Linked DNA regions of Mus musculus: region 2 is linked to region 1. The links are chromatin loops, found by intact Hi-C in ENCODE. Cell type or tissue: left cerebral cortex. All regions are shown on one strand. Links, peaks and the distances in the headings refer to the core of each region. The heading gives the core; the rest is flanking DNA.

Region 1 (8,907 bases), core at 520-8,519:
GTAAATCACCTATAAGTATGTACTTTTGAAGATACTTTGATGACATGCAAAATTAAGCAGATATTTATTAAACATTAGTCTTATTGGGGGGAGGTCATGCATGCAGACATGACATTTGGAGGGCAATTATGTGTGCTGTTAATGTGCAATTAAAGGATAAATGCACTCATTTACAATATAGGCAGAAAAATGTAACTTGCTCATGTTTAAAAATGGAATGGAATCAGAGCCAGATCTTGATGAATGGGAAAATTTGGGAGGGACACTTGGAGGCTGGCATCAGGGTTAGTGCCTTATTTGTTTGGCATTTGAGAGGAAAGGGAAGGAGTCTCAATTACCATTTTTGGAAGAGAAGCATATTAAGGAAATACAAGGCACAATATGACAACCAGCAGTTTCAATTTAGAAAAGAGTAAAATATTTTTAGATTTGTGAAAATGTTAACCAGAGTTTCTCAGCGTAACATGAGGTAAATGCTAGTTTCAGAAATGATTCTATTGCCACCAAGAGAATTTCTGGGAAATCGATGTTTCATGCACACACAAAGCCACTTATTTATTTATTTTTTGGTTTCATTTTAGTGTCTTGGCATTTGTTCACAAATAGGTGATGAAAAATTAGTCATATTTTAGACATTTATAAATTTTCCATTAAGAGTGTATTACATCAGGCACTGACTTAATATTTTATAAATTAAACACTAACTTATGAACAGGGCACAAGTTTTTTGCGTGTGTGTGTGTGTGTGTGTATGAATACTGTATTTATCTAATTCTTTTTTTTTAATTTTATTTTATTTTTATTAGGTATTTTCCTCGTTTAATTTTCAATGCTATCCCAAAAGTCCGCCATACCCACCCCCCCAATCCACTACCCACCTACTCCCACGTTTTGGCCCTGGGGTTCCCCTGTACTGGGGCATATACAGTTTGCAAGTCCAATGGGCCTCTCTTTGCAGTGATGGCCGACTAGGCCATCTTTTGATACATATGCAGCTAGAGTCAAGAGCTCCGGGGTATTGGTTAGTTCATAATGTTGTTCCAACTATAGGGTTGCAGTTCCCTTTAGCTCCTTGGGTAATTTCTCTAGCTCCTCCATTGGGGGCCATGTGACCCATCCAATAGCTGACTGTGATCATCCACTTCTGTGTTTGCTAGGCCCCTGCATAGTCTCACAAGAGACAGCTATATCTGGGTCCTTTCAGCAAATTCTTGCTAGTGTATGCAATGGTGTCAGCATTTGGGAGCTGATTATGGGATGGATCCCTGCATATGGCAATCTCTAGATGGTCCATCCTTTCGTCACAGCTCCAAATTTTGTCTCTGTAACTCCTTCAATGGGTGTTTAGTTCCCATTTCTAAGAAGGGGCAAAGTGTCCACACTTTGGTCTTCATTCTTCTTGAATTTCATGTGTTTAGCAAATTGTATCTTATATCTTGGGTATCCTAAGTTTCTGGGCTAATATCCACTTATCAGTGAGTACATATTGTGCGAGTTCCTTTGTGTTTGGGTTACCTCACTCAGGATGATGCCCTCCAGGTCCATCCATTTGCCTAGGAATTTCATAAGTTCATTTTTTTAATAGCTGAGTAGTATTCCATTGTGTAAATATACCACATTTTCTGTATCCATTCCTCTGTTGAGGGGCATCTGGGTTCTTTCCAGCATCTGGCTATTATAAATAAGGCTGCTATGAACATAGTGGAGCATGTAGGACACACGTTTTTAAAGCATGGCATGCAGCTGTCTTAGGATGTCCTACAATCACCTTGCTTTTCACCTATATTGAAAGCTATTTTCCTCTCAATTTTTTTCCAAGGGAAGGTATTTTCTCCTTTCCTTCATATCTGTTTTTGAATCAAAGGTATATTGAAATCATTGCAGAACACATTCCAAAATAATTCTGAGATTTAAAAACTTAGTTCCCAGAACACAGTGATTTTTCTCATACCTTGTATAGAAACCTGGTTATAGATATTGGGGAAAAAAAAACCAAATAAATAATGATCTTCTTCTCCATGGAAGAGATTCTGCTCACAAAGTAAGTAAGTAAGTAAGTAAATAAATAAATAAATAACAATCCAAACAAACAAAAATAACCAAAAAAAGAAAAGAAATCTACAGAGTCTACCCTGATGCTTCCTCCATGATCAGCCAGTGATAGCATCTCACAGTCATAGATGCATTCCTTGTCTAAATTGTTCTGAATGTATTTGATGCCCTATTCAATTGAAATGCATCATCAACAATAAGAACAACACACTGAAGCATGTTCTTTCATTATATTCTATTAACCAACCTCTGCTTTGTTTTTACTATACCTTAAACCCACAAAATTCCTCTTTAATCTCAAATTCCCAATCATTTCTTTTCCTTTCAGATTTTTTTTTTTTGTAAGACAACTAGGTATTTTCTGCACTTGTTCTTTGAAAGCCTTCTTATTTATGTTTGCCAACTCTTCCTCAGTATATGCTCCAGTCTTAGACATTGTGAGTCAGTTGTTAATTTAGAGTCAGTTGTTAACTATTTTTTATCTCTAGTATCATGCCTAACATCACACTCAATAAAGATAAAATTAGACTCTCAAAGCCCAAATCTGAATGGTTATTCTAAAACAGTGTCATGGCTTGTCTATTTAGCATCACTGAATGTGATTCTCTCTATCTCTTTCATGCAAGCCTCCCCTGACTCTTTAGTTCCCACTTTGTATTTCAGAAAATATTACTGACAGTTTTGAAGAATCTTTTAGGTTGAAGATGACTGTCAAATGCTCATCAAAGAAAAGAGACTGCATGATGAAAAGTTTTCCTTCCCTCATTTTTGATCCCTGTTTAGCAAGTTAAAATGTTAATTTAAGTACCTGTTAAGGTGAAAGGGCTGGTGGGAGTCACTGAAATATGGATGTGTACCGTGCGCTTTACTGAGTTCAGAAGAACACAGTGCCAGATAAGGTATTTTAATTCATGGCGGCCACCCACTATAAAAAGAATGAAAAGGGAGGAAGTCAGATTATAAGGAATTGGAGAACCATCTCACACTCTCTATGAACAGTAAATGCTGAATACTTGAAAGATACACTTCAGTGAAAATGTGTCTAGACTAAGGGGAGTGTTTAAACATTAAACTAACTGAGATGCCCACAGGGAAAAGGTAGAACAAAATTGATGATTGCTTTCGCAAGATTCTAGAACTCTGGAGGCTGCATGAAAGCACATTTTCCCAGAGGCTCCCTCGCAAAAGCCTGCTAACTAAATCCTGTGACCTCCAAACATTCTCTACTTCTTTGCTTATTTCAAACTCAGAGTTTTCCTTGAATTTACACTCTAGGGAGTCTAAGCAGCTTAGGTGATCAACAGTTGCATCCAGGAGAGAAAGTCATCCAAGGGACTCAGATTGACCACGTTATTTTTTTCTCTTCCTAGCAATTCTATTATTATCTACTTAATAGCAAAAGTGGCCTTTTGTCATTTTAAAGAGACATGCATTTTTAATGGACCAAAGGTCATATAACTGACTTTCCTGCCTTTCAATAGATGCACTTTAAGTTTTAAATTTGGTTAAGATGAATTGAACATCAAGTACTGTGAAGAAATTCCACCTTCAGAGTCTCACTTAAACCATGCCTTTGAAACTGTGAGGTAGGTATTACTGGTTTTGTATTTAGGTTGCATATCTATCACAGTGTGAAGGATACAGACCTATTATTCAATGATGAGAAGTTTCTGATTATAGGAGTTTTCTAAAGATGCATACCTTAATATGTTAGAAAATATCCAGACACTAATAAAGAAACTTGAAGCAAATAAATATTCCCAAATATTTTGCTTAATTTTATGGTATTTTAACCAACTTAACCTTTAAAAGTTTTTAAATCTTAATTTCAAAATAATTTTCTGATATGCCATTCTACTTATTAAATACTCATAGTTATGTACCATTTGTATTTGATCACTAATAGAGCAACAGATAGAATAACTAACTTAAAACATCAATAATGGCTATGAATTTATAGAAACAAAAAACAAAACTCATTGTCTTTAAAATTCAGTTGCATTTTTTTTTGACATGCTACTGGGCAGAGGAATGTGTCTGAGCTTCAAGTCAAGAAATAGGATTGAAATTCATTGTGTTTAGCTGGATGTTTGTGCCTTCTTTCCCCATCTACTGTGCATTGATTCCATGAGTGATGGTTAATAAGTGAACAAAGACTCATAGTGACACTTGTATCTTTACACTGATAAAAGTATATTCAGAGTAATTGAATAATTGTGCACAATACTTAAATAATTGACCTTTTTCCTCCTTCTCCTTTCTGAAATACTGCATAGCATTTACGTTAATTCACAGTACAAACCCTGATCAGTTCTGGTCCTGGACTTTTGTAAGTTCTGGTAACATATTCATGAATAACTTTCTCAACCGGCAAATACTGTGATAACTCACACTAGGCATTTATTGATTCCTTATCATTCAAAAGATTGTGAGACAGGAAAAGAGTTCACAATGAAAAAAAAATTATTGCCCTGAATTGTTTTGGTGGTTAGAACTATCTAAATTTAAAAGCCCAGCTCAATCTTTTGTAACAAATATCCATATTAGAATTGGATGCCTTTCAAAAGAAAAGTAGAACTTTAGGGGCTGGCATAGTGCCCAGCACAGAACACATTTACAGTAGAATATTAGGTTGATTGGAAGTATATAATCTCTGCAGCCCAAACTATCTCACTGTCTTAACCTATAAATTCAGTACAAAACATTTGAAGGGATCATTGGCCCCTTAGGATCAAGGAACAGCTACAAATTGAAAGCAGTAAACTATAAATAAGTTCAGGACAGACTACATTTTGGAATCTAGATAACAAGCATATGTGATTATATAGAAAAGGCAGGGTAAAACGTGATTCTTATGGTAAGTGGGAACTTTTCCCTCGTTGACATTTAAAAATACATAGTGCTGTTCTCTTCACTGAAATAGACACTGGAATGGAAACTGCCCAAACTCCTTCATGTAGAAAAGAAGGCAAATGCTGAAAGCAGCCTCTTACCCTGTGCTTTGCAAGTTTTGTATATCTGGCGTGATGTGCACTGAGTGAGATGTCATATGTATTGATGTTTACTGAGCAGCGGGGTGCCCTGTGTCCTACCACAGTGCACAGGGACACAAGCATAGCTTATGCTTGAATATTCCAAGTAATTTGTTAGACGAGTCATGTGGATCTTTATCTAATATAAAGTTAATTCTTTTATACATTCACACACACACACACACACACACACACACACACACACACACACACACACACATACACAGAGATTTCTGTAACCAGATTTTTGCACAGTGGGTTGCAATATTGTAATTCCTCATTCATGAGCCATGTGTTGGAATTATGGTAGTTGAATTATCAAAGTGATCTTGCAGCTTGAATGCCACTGGCATTGTATTTGAAATAAGAACCAAAATAAAACTATAATCATATTTGTTTCCTTTAGGGAAAATGGTGATATTACCCTGTAGGTGGTACAATAGATGTTAGTTAGTGGCTTGGAGCTATTGTTTTTATATTGTATGTAACTATGAAGTATTGGGTACTCAAAAGACGCATTAATTCTGATGAATCCTCATCTTATACACTCACTGTATACCACTCACCCTCCCTAGCAGAAAGGAAATGCTGGGGAAAAAAAAGTCAAATGATTTGTCAATACCAAAATACAGTGACCAAGAACACAGATCCATATTCCAAGGTACTAAGTAGTTTCATGAAATTTTAATAATTACAGAACAAAGGAAGTCATAAATCAAGGCATTGTTGGAATAAATTGGTGGAAACATTAAGTAAGTAGATTCTCAAAAAGTAAGAAATCTCAGCACTAGGCTTTAGAAGTGGCTTGATGTCACTCGGAGCCTTTTAGCTCAAGCAAGCTAGTGTGTTCCTAATTTGTATATTTTAAAAAAGCTTTCCAAAGGCCATGAAGTTGTTGAGCTACATATAATGATGAAGAGTGGATTATTTTTTAAAGGACTAAAAATAGCCCAGTATAAATTGTACGATGACTCTGAACCTAATAAATTAATTTTTGAAGGACTAAAAAAAACCATTATAAATTATAAGACAGACCTGTTCAAATTATCAACCATCATTAAAGTTCTAGTTTAAATACTCGTTTGTAAAATTCAATGAAGGATAATTTTCCTAAAAACTACTTTCATTCACAGACTTCAAAATTTTGGCATATTTTGCCTATTTTAAACTGTCAATTTCTCATAAGAAGGATTTAGAACTTAGAAAAATAAACTGTAAGAAATATAATCTGGTTAGGATTCCTATTTACCACAACAGTCCAGCCAATGCAAGTACTTATTTTCTACCATCTATCTTAATCCTAATGTTTCCACTATTGTCTCATTCATTTATGTATTTATTTCTTTGTTTATTATTTGTTCATTGACTTCTCATAGACTTAGAAGACAATTATTATGATGTTACTGCTTTGTTGAATGAAAGGACTTGAAAAGAGAGGAGAGAAAAAGAGAGAGAGAGACAGACAGACAGACAGCGAGGATACAAGTTTTAGACAATTGTCCTTCTTTTTTCCCAGAGCCTTTACCCACCTGTCTACAAGGACAACGGGAGTAGAATAGAACAGGGTTCAGATAGGCAAAAGTACTATGAAGCACTTATCTCCAATATCAGCTTCAAAGGGGCAGCTCAATTTTAACTGGGGTGGATCAAGGGCTACATAGTTTTGGGGGAAGAGAGTATGGATTTGTAGATTGAGAAATTGGCTATAGGTTAGAGTACCAGATGATGCCTAGTTTGCATGGAAAGGCATTCCAGGAATCTCAGAACCTTGCTGGACAAGTTTTTATCCAGAGAAAGGAAACTGAACCTGTAATCTCACCAAGGCCATGAGACATTCCACAGGGAGAGGGTGTGGGGGTTTCTAAATTCCACAGACAGGACAGAAAAGAAAAACCTCTGCAGATAAAGATAGTGCTCCATTCTGTGCCAAGGTCAAGTGAGCTTCCAGGACAATGGTAGGCATGGACTTTAATCAGCAGGACCCAACAACAGACTATTCTGACTTTTATTTTCATTAGTCACTGTGAGGAAGATCCACAAAACTTTTTTATGACATCTTCACGGACCATAAAATAAATAATGTAGAGGTAGGTGACAGAATCGGGATTAACAATATATCTGAGTGAGTAGGATTTCTAAGAAGAAACAAATGAATAAAACAAAATAAAAACAGTTTGTACGTATAATTCAACACAAGTGTTAATACCAGAGAATATTAGAAAATACATTTGACTCAGCTTTTTTGAATATAAAAGGATAATAAAATTTGCAGAGTGTAATTTATGATAATATACCTGATGATATTTAGATTGGCCCAAAATAATATTCTCTTTAGCAAGGGAAGAAACTTTCAGCCTCAAATAGAAGGAATTTTACTTAATGACTATCTACATTAAGATGGGGCTTGCTAGGAAGGTAAGTGTGTTTAACTATTGAAATAAAGCATTCAAGGATGCACTGGTGATGCTGGACAAACACCAAAAGATGAACTTAAACACATCGTCACTGATATTGCATGTCCAATATCAGTGCAGCACGTAAATATGAGCTGTTCTCGAGAAATACCGGAAAGCTTGGAGAGACACTGTAGCTGTAGTTACGTTTGTTTTTATTTATTTTTCTTTACGTCTTCAGATATTACAAAGATTGCCTAAGGGAAGTAGTGTAAACTGATGTGTCACTCAACCAGTGCTGAGTCAGCAAGGAAAAGCTTGCCACATTAATAGAAAAGTCCTTAGAACAAGGAATGGGTTCCTCAGTGAAGCAGGGTGGCTTGGCAAAGTGTGAGCTGCTTCTCTGGGAAAAGCACTGCTCATACTCAAAGATAAAATATCCTTTGACGTTCACTATTCTTGCCATTTGGAGCTTAAGACTTTATATTTAAAATACAGGAGAAGCAAAGTAAAAATTATATGTAACGTATATTTGAAAGATGGGCAGAAGTATCTTCGGTGGTAAAAAGAGAGTAGTTATTTCACATAAGGGGATGAGGAATGTATAAGTGAGCAATGAAACAGAAATGGCCGGTTGGGTTGGGTTTAAGTATGAACCAAAAAAAAAAAAAAAAAAGATGTCTGCCAAGTTATACGTTGGCCAATCAAGATATGTCATCTGTCATCAAGGTAATGATATAGTCCTGTCGCTGATGAGCTGGGAATATATTATGATAAAAGTCCATGCTGATAGATGTGAGGGCACAGGGACAGGGACAGGGACAGAGACAGGATTTAGTTAAGTGTACATTCGTTACATTCTGTAGACTCAGACTTTCCTTCCTTCCATTTTCTTCTTTCTGTACAAAGTTATTTTATATCCCTTAATTTTGTCACCAGTCTTGTACATATTAATGTATATAAGAATGGTTATATATAGGGTGAATACGTCATTATGTTTGGGGATAGGGGACTGCTGACAAGATTTTTTTTTTAATTAAAGAAACCAAGTAAGACATGTACATTTGATAGGCATTTGTTGGGTTTTACCTAAAACATCAGGTACATCTATACAGAATGACCTATTCTGTGCATCGATAATATCATTTAAAATATTCTAGTTAGAACACAGAATGTGATCAAAACTATATTGGAAGGCAAGCAGGAAAGGAATTCATGGATCCAGTGCTTATAGCACAAGAACACTGTGTTTAAACTCACTCTTCCTGGCTTCCTAACAGCAAAATCTTAGGAAATTTATTTGACCTCTCTTTTACGCCGTAAGACAAAGATGTTTATTTTCTTTCCTGAGGAGGACTGTCAAAGTAGTGTCAACAATGAAGGGAGCATCTGTCCCATTGTCCACTTTTAATCAGCGTTAGATTTGTGAC
Region 2 (8,907 bases), core at 301-8,300, 86 kb before region 1:
ACATATGCAACAGCTATTAAACAAGGTTATGTATTTGAAGGGAGCATGTGAGTGTATGAGTGTCAGAGTACTGAAATGGTACAGTGAGAAAATGACATCATCAGCATGGCTTTGGAAAGCAGTTTTTATATTCTGTCACTAGGATAGGTAAATATGCTTTAAGGGCTAAATTAAGCTACCTTAGCTTTACTTGAAGAGAGTTATTGTGTCTTGTTAAAAGATAAGTTTGGAAGTAAACAGTGCCCAATTGGAATTCTATCTATCACTATCAGTGCTAGCATAAAGTGATTCATATTTTAGGTATTTCTCAATCCTATACATCAAAGAACTATGCTAAATGTGCTGCTACAGACAATTAGAAGCAGCCATGCATGTATTGCTCCTGCATGTAATAATCTGACAATGCTAACATGAAGGCATCATGGATATTTGTCATTTAACTATTTTTTTTAAAGCAGTGAGGTTAATCTTCCACAAGAAGCGAAAAGTTTAATTGAAGGCTAATGTACTAGATGATTGACAGAATCAGAGTTTCAGAAAATTTAACTGGATAAAAACAATGTGCCCTTAGACACTGACATAAACTAAAAGTCTCTCAGTGAAATACAGGAAAGCAACTCAAACAAGCTAAGGACAAAGGAGTCATGATTTGACAAAAGCTCATCTTAAAGAGTTGGGTACCCTTAGTTGATTCTAAGTAGACTGTGCGTCATCGTGTGATGGGAATGCCAAGAAGAGCTAATGGAATCTTGGGCATCGTTTAGAGAAGTGTGCTTTACAAAACTATTGAGAGTAGTTCCCACAGTCCTCTGCACTAAGAACAGCTGCAAGATAATGTCATGTTTTGAATGATGCATATTATGAGACACTCTAAAATTAGTGAAGACAAATGAATTATTGGAAATGATGCTGTATAAGGAAAATGGGGGATTTAAGAGTTATAGATGCATGTCAGTATTTTAAAGTTTTCTTCTGCATGAAAAAAAAAATTCATCTAACAAAATGTAAGATTAATGTGAGTTATATAAGCAGGTAAATTTGGAATTTCTGTAATGAAGTAACTTCTTTCTAAACTGAACTGTTAAAAACGGAGTGCTTTCTTTCTGAGGTGGCAAATCTCTTGCCAATGTAAGTGTTGAAGCAGATGCTGAGTGATCTTTACTGCTAGAACTGGAAGGGAGATTCCTTTATCTATAGTTACTGAGTGCATGCTAGGTATCAGTGGCACAAAATGATAAGCATAGATGCTTTAATGGCTTAAGTCTAAAAAATATAATCAGTCTCTAATACAATAAACTTTGCTAGTTCCTCTGAAAATGCAAAATTATGTTAAAAGTTTAATATATTGAAAGAAAATGACCACATGAAGTCCTTGATAACACCATATTTCAGTTGATTTGATTTTTAACATGTAGACCATTTATTAGGAAAATGTATTTTCTTTATGTTTACATTATTTGTTTTATGATGCATTTAGTATTATAGATTAGGCTTCTCTGAGCTTTTTGTCATTTAACTCAATATTAAAAAACTGTCTTACATTAAAAAACTGTCTTATATTAAATCAGTACTCCTATAAATAGATCTATTCAATGATGGAAGTGGTCTCCAACCATGAGAACAAGAGATAAAGCCATAAGTAATTATAACCATTTAAACTTAACTCCCAAAACTAAGGATCTCATTTGAATATTATTTAACAGTTTACTGATTTAAATATTATAGTCACACAATATTGGCCAGTAGCAGTTCAAATAAATAGCTATCTAATACTGCATTTTACAGTTTTGTGAGATATGTTTCCTCCGATATAACATGGGATCTCTCCCCTTTTAGAAACTGCACATTGTTTATGATTATAAGCCTCTTTTCTCTGTTGTCATGTCAGAGAACTTCTAGGTAGGTCATTCTGCTTTGGGGCTGTTCTCGTTATGCATCTGATTTAAATACTAAAGTTGGCAATTGATGTGTTTATTTATCCATATATCTTGGGCATAACTTCCAAAGCCACCTTTATTTTATCATTTGGCTTTAGGCTGTCACATTTAATCTGTTCATGTGTCCAACTTCCACGTCATTAACAACAGTGTAGACTTTTCCAACTTCCATCTTTTCTTCACGCTTTGTCTCATGATTTCAGCTCTTTTCTGCAGAACACTTTAGGAATTCCTTACAGAACAAGCACACACATTGTGATGCACTCATAAGTCTATAAGTAGACCCTGACGCTTTTGTCCATAGATCACCTTGTGAAGTAAGTTGAAATAAATCACCATCTTAACCCTGTAGACAGAGAAATCAGACAGATATTGGGAGATACACTTCAGTTACCCCCTCCCCCATGCAGAGATCTAAAGCAGCGGGATCCTTATGGGTTTGCGGCCTGGGGTAGGTAAAAAGTTCCAGGATTATCAAAGATACAGAAAGAGGGGTTGTTTCAAAAATTAACAAAGACCAAAAATGAACAAAAACTATAAGAAGGAAACATGAATTTTACAGTTATTACAAATCTCAACCTGTCTGTGATTATACTGTCTTCAACTTTTCCTAATGAATATATTTTAGTGTGTCTGAACAAAGTTTCTATGTTCCAAGACAATGCACATTTTCAACTGTCCTCATGTATATATATGAATATATGCATTTATACATGAATATGTATTCATACATATATGCATTTATGCATATATATGCACACACATACACACACAAACACACACACACACACACACACATATATATATATACACATACACATACATATTTCAGGTAGCCACTGTTGTTAGTATCCTACAGAACAACTGATATGTCCTCTTTGATTTGGCTTGAATCTTTAGTTTTGAAATTGTTTTCATGTACTCATTTTCTTCAACATCACTAGCATTTTCATAGACCAGTACTTGTACTTGTTATCAAAAATATTTTATAAGTGCATATATTGGATTAGCCTTGTAATCTTAGCAGTGGAGAGACTGAGACAGAGAGATTGCCATGACTATGAAGCTAATCTCGGCTATAGAATGTGACCTGTGACTAAAAAACTTTCCGAAGAACCAAAAGCCCCAAACCAACCAACCAACCAACCAATCAACAAAACAACCAACCAACCAACCAAAACCAAAATAAAACAAAAATATATGTCAAAATAAACAAGAAAAACTAAATATATGTAAGTATGTGTGTTTACATATACATATTTTACACTTCAAACAAATAGTATGTGGGATAGGTGTGGTAATCATTACAACTAATGTGAAAAATGAGAAAGTTCAAGCTCAGAAACTCACACAGCTTGCCTACATGCTTGTGTAGGCAACATGAAATAAGAAAGCGGTCCATCCTTTTATAAAATCCCTAGCACAGATACCAAGAAATAAAAACTATTATACAAACGCATTTCTTCAATTGCAGCATATTATACTGCTCTTTCTCATTTGTGTTATGAATTCTCAATGATAAGACTTTTTAAGGGATTTTGAAAACTTAATTCATTTTTTTAAAGTGAAATGTCTGACTTTCCCTTTAATTTCTGGCTTTGCTTATAATTTTTCAGTTATATAAGATTGCTTTGAAGATTTCAGGATAGAAATATCTAAAATTTATTTTGAACAAAAACTGATCTCTTTTCATAGATGATTAATACAGCCACTGTAATCAACATTTAAAATAGCCAAAAGCATCATCTTAGGATAATAATTTTGCCATCATTACTATCTTAAAAATCATAATGAGTCTTTATAAAATATTCACTTTTGCCAGTATGGTAAATAAATGATGAAACTTTCTGAAATCAACTAATAATAAATTTATTGTATCAGGTGTAATATCCTTGCAAAAGAAAATAAATAAGAGATTTTAATCGAACTCGGAGAGGGGAAAAAAGCTGTAAAAGGTCGTGGTTGCCATGCTTGAGCAGGCTGCTTTTTGGGGTGTATGGAGGAGGCTGCAGTCGCTTGAAACGTGTAATCTGGAAGACTTCCTAAGCATATGGAGTGGTTAGAAAAAAAAATGGCACAGAAATGTGAGTGAGGAGAAGAGAAAATTGGATAAATCAAGGGAAAAGCCTGGGGGAAGGGCAGCGCTTGGTGCAAGGAAGCGAGACCAGATGTCGAGATGGCCATTGTGGGCTTGCTTTTGACATCACAGGATTATTCTGAGCGTGCATTTTAAAAGAATAAGCTCCTGTAATAGTTCAATAAAGGCCAAAACTGGTGGGATGGTTAAAGAAGGCTTTAAATGATAGAGCTTTCCAGTCTCAGCATATGGACTGAAGTAGATTTTAGAATTAAATATGTTTGATAATGGGCATAAAGGGTTTTTTTCATTTTAAGCGCTGCCTGGCATCCTGTAGTGGGCATTGCTGCTCTTCTGAGTCACAGGTCACGATATAATGTTTCGAAACTTTTAATTACTTAATTTTCTCTCAATTCTAAAAGAGAATCATTAAACTTGCACTGTGTTCCCCACAATGTACAGAAATTTGCTTAGTGTATTTAATGTTGCCTTAGTCAGGGTTTCTATTCCTGCACAAACATCATGACCAAGAAGCAGTTAGGGAGGAAAGGGTTTATTCAGCTTACACTTCCATACTGCTGTTCATCACCAAGGAAGTCAGGACTGGAACTCAAGCAGGTCAGGAAGCAGGAGCTGATGCAGAGGCCATGGAGGGATGTTCCTTACTGGCTTGCTTCCCCTGGCTTGCTCAGCCTTCTCTCTTATAGAACCAAGACTACCAGCCCAGAGATGGCATCACCCACAAGGGGCCTTTCCCCCTTGATCACTAATTGAGAAAATGCCCAACAGCGCATTTCCTCAACTGAAGCTCCTTTCTCTGTGATAACTCCAGCTGTGGCAAGTTGACACAAAATTAGCCAGTACAAATGTGTTATGTCTGGTAAAGGAGAAAAGCTTGCTAAGTTTTGATTTTGAGTTAGTGAGAAATGAACAGACATGTACCTCGATAATGCCATTGAACTTTCTTGTATCCCAGATCTCTTATTAAAAACATATTAAGTTAATTAATCCAAAACAATCATTTTTACCTCAACAGAGTATTTATTTGTAGGGGCTCATGCCAGATAAGTAAAAGAGGGTGTTTTTGTTTTTGCCTTTGGTTTTTTTTGTTTTGTTTTGTTTTTGTTTCTGTTTTTGTTTTTGTTTTTCTTTTGTTTTTTGCAATGGCATCTTTTCTATCATTGTGAACCTGACCATAATTTTTTTGCGTAAAAATTCAAGATAGAAGAGAAACATATTTTACATTTCCAAAGGGTATTTTTAATATTCCTAGAAATTTTCTCTTAACTTGTTTATGTTTATTCATAAAGCAAATCTACTCCAAATTGTAAGAAGCACTCTCATGTACACATTGTGTACTGCTGCAGTATAAGTAAAGTTTCTAAAATAGAGTATCTGATAGTAGCATACAAGGACACAGCCAGTCAAGCTTCTAACCACTTGCAAGTGGTTCATTAGGGGACATTTCAGTGCTGTCCTCAAAAGTTATTTCTTTAATTATTTTCCTTGCTGTTTTTGTTCATTACTACAATTTGTTTTGTCTGTCTTTGATGTATGTAGCTGTTCTCAGATGAACCAACATGTATAACACTGAGATAACATTCCATATGAAGCAAATCTTGATGTGCTTCAGATAGTGTTCTCAATTCCGGTTGTATTCTAGAGAATACCACTAGAAAAGACAAAAGGCAAAAGGATATTGGCTGGATAGCATATTGCTTTGACTTATAAACCCAGGTTTTCACTAGTTTTCTAGGTATATGTGCTAAATTGTGTGTGTGTGTGTGTGTGTGTGTGTGTGTGTGTGTGTGTCTGTTAGATAGACAACTGATACATAGAAGACTGAGCGTTTAAAGTGTTTGTTCACTTCATACAGCTAGAAAACTCAGATTACCAACACAGTAGATATTATATTGTTATGTGAACTAAACCTGAAATATACATTTTACTAGCAGTTCTAGTATGAACAAGGTTAGATTTTAATATGTATCTGAGCAAATAACATAACAGATATCTTCTCCAAGGAAGTATCTAATATGTTATTTGTAGTTTCATAAAAGTGTAGTTTAATTTACTCAAAATTATTACTGTTCAATGGTCCATAACAAAACAAGATCCTTTTGTTTATTTATTTATCCATCTATGTTTTTATTTATGCATTGTGTGTGCATATACCCATGGGTTGGTGTGTGTGCAGTGTATAGAGATTCGAAAGGTTGATGTCTGATGCCTCCATTCACCTTAGTTTCTGAGAAAGTATTTCCCACTGGCAGTCGTTGATTTGGGAAACAGATTTGGGAAACAGATTTGGCTAGATTGACCCATTTTTTTTCTGCCTTCCCTATGCTGGTTTTACAAATGTATATTACAACTGCCCATTGCATTCTGGAAATTGAACTCAGGTTTCATATTTGTTAGGAAGCACTTTACTAACTGGGCCATCTCCCCAGACTTATTCTTTCATTTAGATTATCAAAGTGAATGCACTAGTTTATTGCACTTTTCCAAATAAATTGAGTTTTGGAATATATTTAAAAATAATATTTAGGTTTTATTTTATGGTGTCCAATTTCGTTACATTTATCCCTCAAATAAATTCACCAAAAAGAATGAATATGTTGTCTAATCATCTTTGCACTTTTGCAAAACAATATAAGGTGTGAGGATAAGAAGAATAGTGATGATTTTAGTATTAAAGTCAGTTTATTAATTTTGATTATTTGCAGTGGCTGTCTCTATGATTATTTAAAGGGTGAGCCTTTTGCACTTTAATTATATTCCCGTTGGATTTTTATAGCTTTAATGAGATTCAGAGATTAGAAAACAAACAAACAAACAAACAAACAAAATAGATAACACTTAATATTTTGGAAAGTAAATAAGATACTTCAAAACTAAGATATGATTTTAAAGTATCTATTTGGCGACCTACTAGCCATAATTTGAATATCTGGTTGGCATAATAGACAAATTTTATCTTTATACATTTACTTTCTCTATCTTTCTCTTTCTCTCTCCCTCCCTCATTCCAACCCTCTCCCTCCCTCCCTCCCTCCCTCCCTCCCTCCCTCCCTCCCTCTCTCCCTTTCTCCCCCCCCCTCCTCTGTGAGTACATGCACGTGCAAGCATATATGCATACATGTTCATATCAGGGAAGTTTACTTAGACAATTTTTTTCCTGGCAGTGTTTATAGTACTTGAGATATTGTAACGTAGTTTTGAAGCTGAGTTCAAACACAGGAAGGTAACCACCATCAGTGACCCTGGGAATTTCAGTGTGTACCTTGCAGCTTGATTGATTAGTGTATTCATTTAACACATTAAAATTCCATAAAGTCCTTCACCAAACCTAAATCATCAAAGATTTTTCTCTTTCCATGGAATGAATGATAGCTAATGCATTCATTAATTACCTCCTTTAAAAATTTTAGCTTGCGATACTTACAATGTATAACCAAAGTTTATTGAGAAATATTTTTTAAATGAGTTTTACTTGAGGACTTAATCTTCTATTAACATGTGTTAACATGCCAGTCTTTCCCACACACATGAATTGAAGAGTAATTTACCGCAGCTATCACTAACAGCTTTATCAACTGTGACCACGTAAATAGAACTTGAATATTCTTAAAATACTGGAAATTGATTTTTAGAAATTGTATATATATTACTAGCCAAGAGTCTCTCTAGTTTGTCTGTTTCTTCTAATAAAGTCTGACCAACTTTTCTTTTGTATGATCCTCCTTGTCAAGGTTCTTTTAAAGTCCTGTACATATTGGCAATAACATTGTGCAGATTATTAATGGGTAGATTCCTTTTGTCAACATACATACAAAACAGATGGCAGATTCCTTGTTTGTATTGTAAATGACAGAATATAATTTGTTATATGTTTTTATTCCTGTGTTTTCTATTAATTTTTATAACTTTTTCAAGACAATTCCAAGTTTCTGCTTCAAGAAGTTAGGCAATTAAAATTACTCTATGCTGATCTTTTAGTTTAGGCTTTCTTTGCTTTTGATACTGGAGTTGTGCCAGGTAAACAACAGAAATGAGATGTTTAAATCGTTAAACCATTTGTGTTGGTTGGAAGATGAAGTTTAATGTCACTTGGTATTATTTTAGTTCTCTTCTTCTCCTCCCCCTCCTTCTTTATTATTATTATTATTATTATTATTATTATTATTATTATTATTATTATTATTTCTCTTGTTCTTCCTTCTTCATCTTCTTCTTGATCTTCTTGTTTTCTTCTTGTTCTTCTTGTTCTTCTTGTTCTCATTCTTGTTCTTATTCTTCTTGTTCTTTTTCTTCCTTTCTCCTCCTCCTCCTTTTTCTTCTTCTATATCTCCTTCTCCTTTATTTTTAAGTTTAAATCTCTTACTACAAACATCAGATTTTTGTACAGCTGGATTCATTGGTTGCCTGTTTGTGTGTTGCTGCCTGGATGTGGCGTGGTCGTTGGTAGCTGGCTGGTAAAGGGTAAATAAAGACCCAGGGATCAGGAAAAAAACAAACAAACAAACAAACAAACAAACAGCTTTTAAGTCCATTATATTCTATATAAATAGAAATAATCTGATACATATTGCAGTATATTCATAGTAGACACGCATTTTAGTTACATTAATGTAATATAGTTTCATGTAAACCTTTGAAATAAAACCATAGACTTTGGAGACTGTCCCACCCTAGACACGCAAGAACTCAACTCTATCATTGTTTTTATAACATATCCTTAAATGTCAAGGAAAAAAGACTTCTGGCACACATTCTCCAAAGCAAGTCATACTGTTTCTGCATTGCTTCTTTTTAAAATAGTCTTTTGAAGTAAAACATGAATAAAAATTTTCATAGCACTATTAAAATCAATAGAAGCTATTAGAAGAAAAA

The links. A loop is a pair of places that touch in the nucleus more often than their neighbours do. Peaks named below come from ENCODE experiments on the same cell type or tissue, not always from the same donor. Only the 100,000 strongest peaks of a DNase experiment are listed, where the experiment ranks them.
Region 2: a loop joins it to region 1, with 3 times the contacts of the local background. A loop is called at or near these places in 2 of 42 quality-filtered maps.

What each region holds. Positions count from the first base shown.
Region 1 is chr14:93,531,186-93,540,092 of GRCm38, reverse strand. All of the region lies in intron 3 of Pcdh9 (protocadherin 9), which reads left to right. Among named protein-coding and RNA genes, the nearest start is that of Pcdh9, 360 kb to the left of the region's middle. In left cerebral cortex, for the core only: no CTCF peak of the experiment used is centred there; a DNase peak (open chromatin) is centred at 4,976; H3K27ac peaks cover 209 bases.
Region 2 is chr14:93,616,555-93,625,461 of GRCm38, reverse strand. All of the region lies in intron 2 of Pcdh9 (protocadherin 9), which reads left to right. Among named protein-coding and RNA genes, the nearest start is that of Pcdh9, 270 kb to the left of the region's middle. In left cerebral cortex, for the core only: no CTCF peak of the experiment used is centred there; DNase peaks (open chromatin) are centred at 772, 1,120 and 4,042; H3K27ac peaks cover 2,781 bases.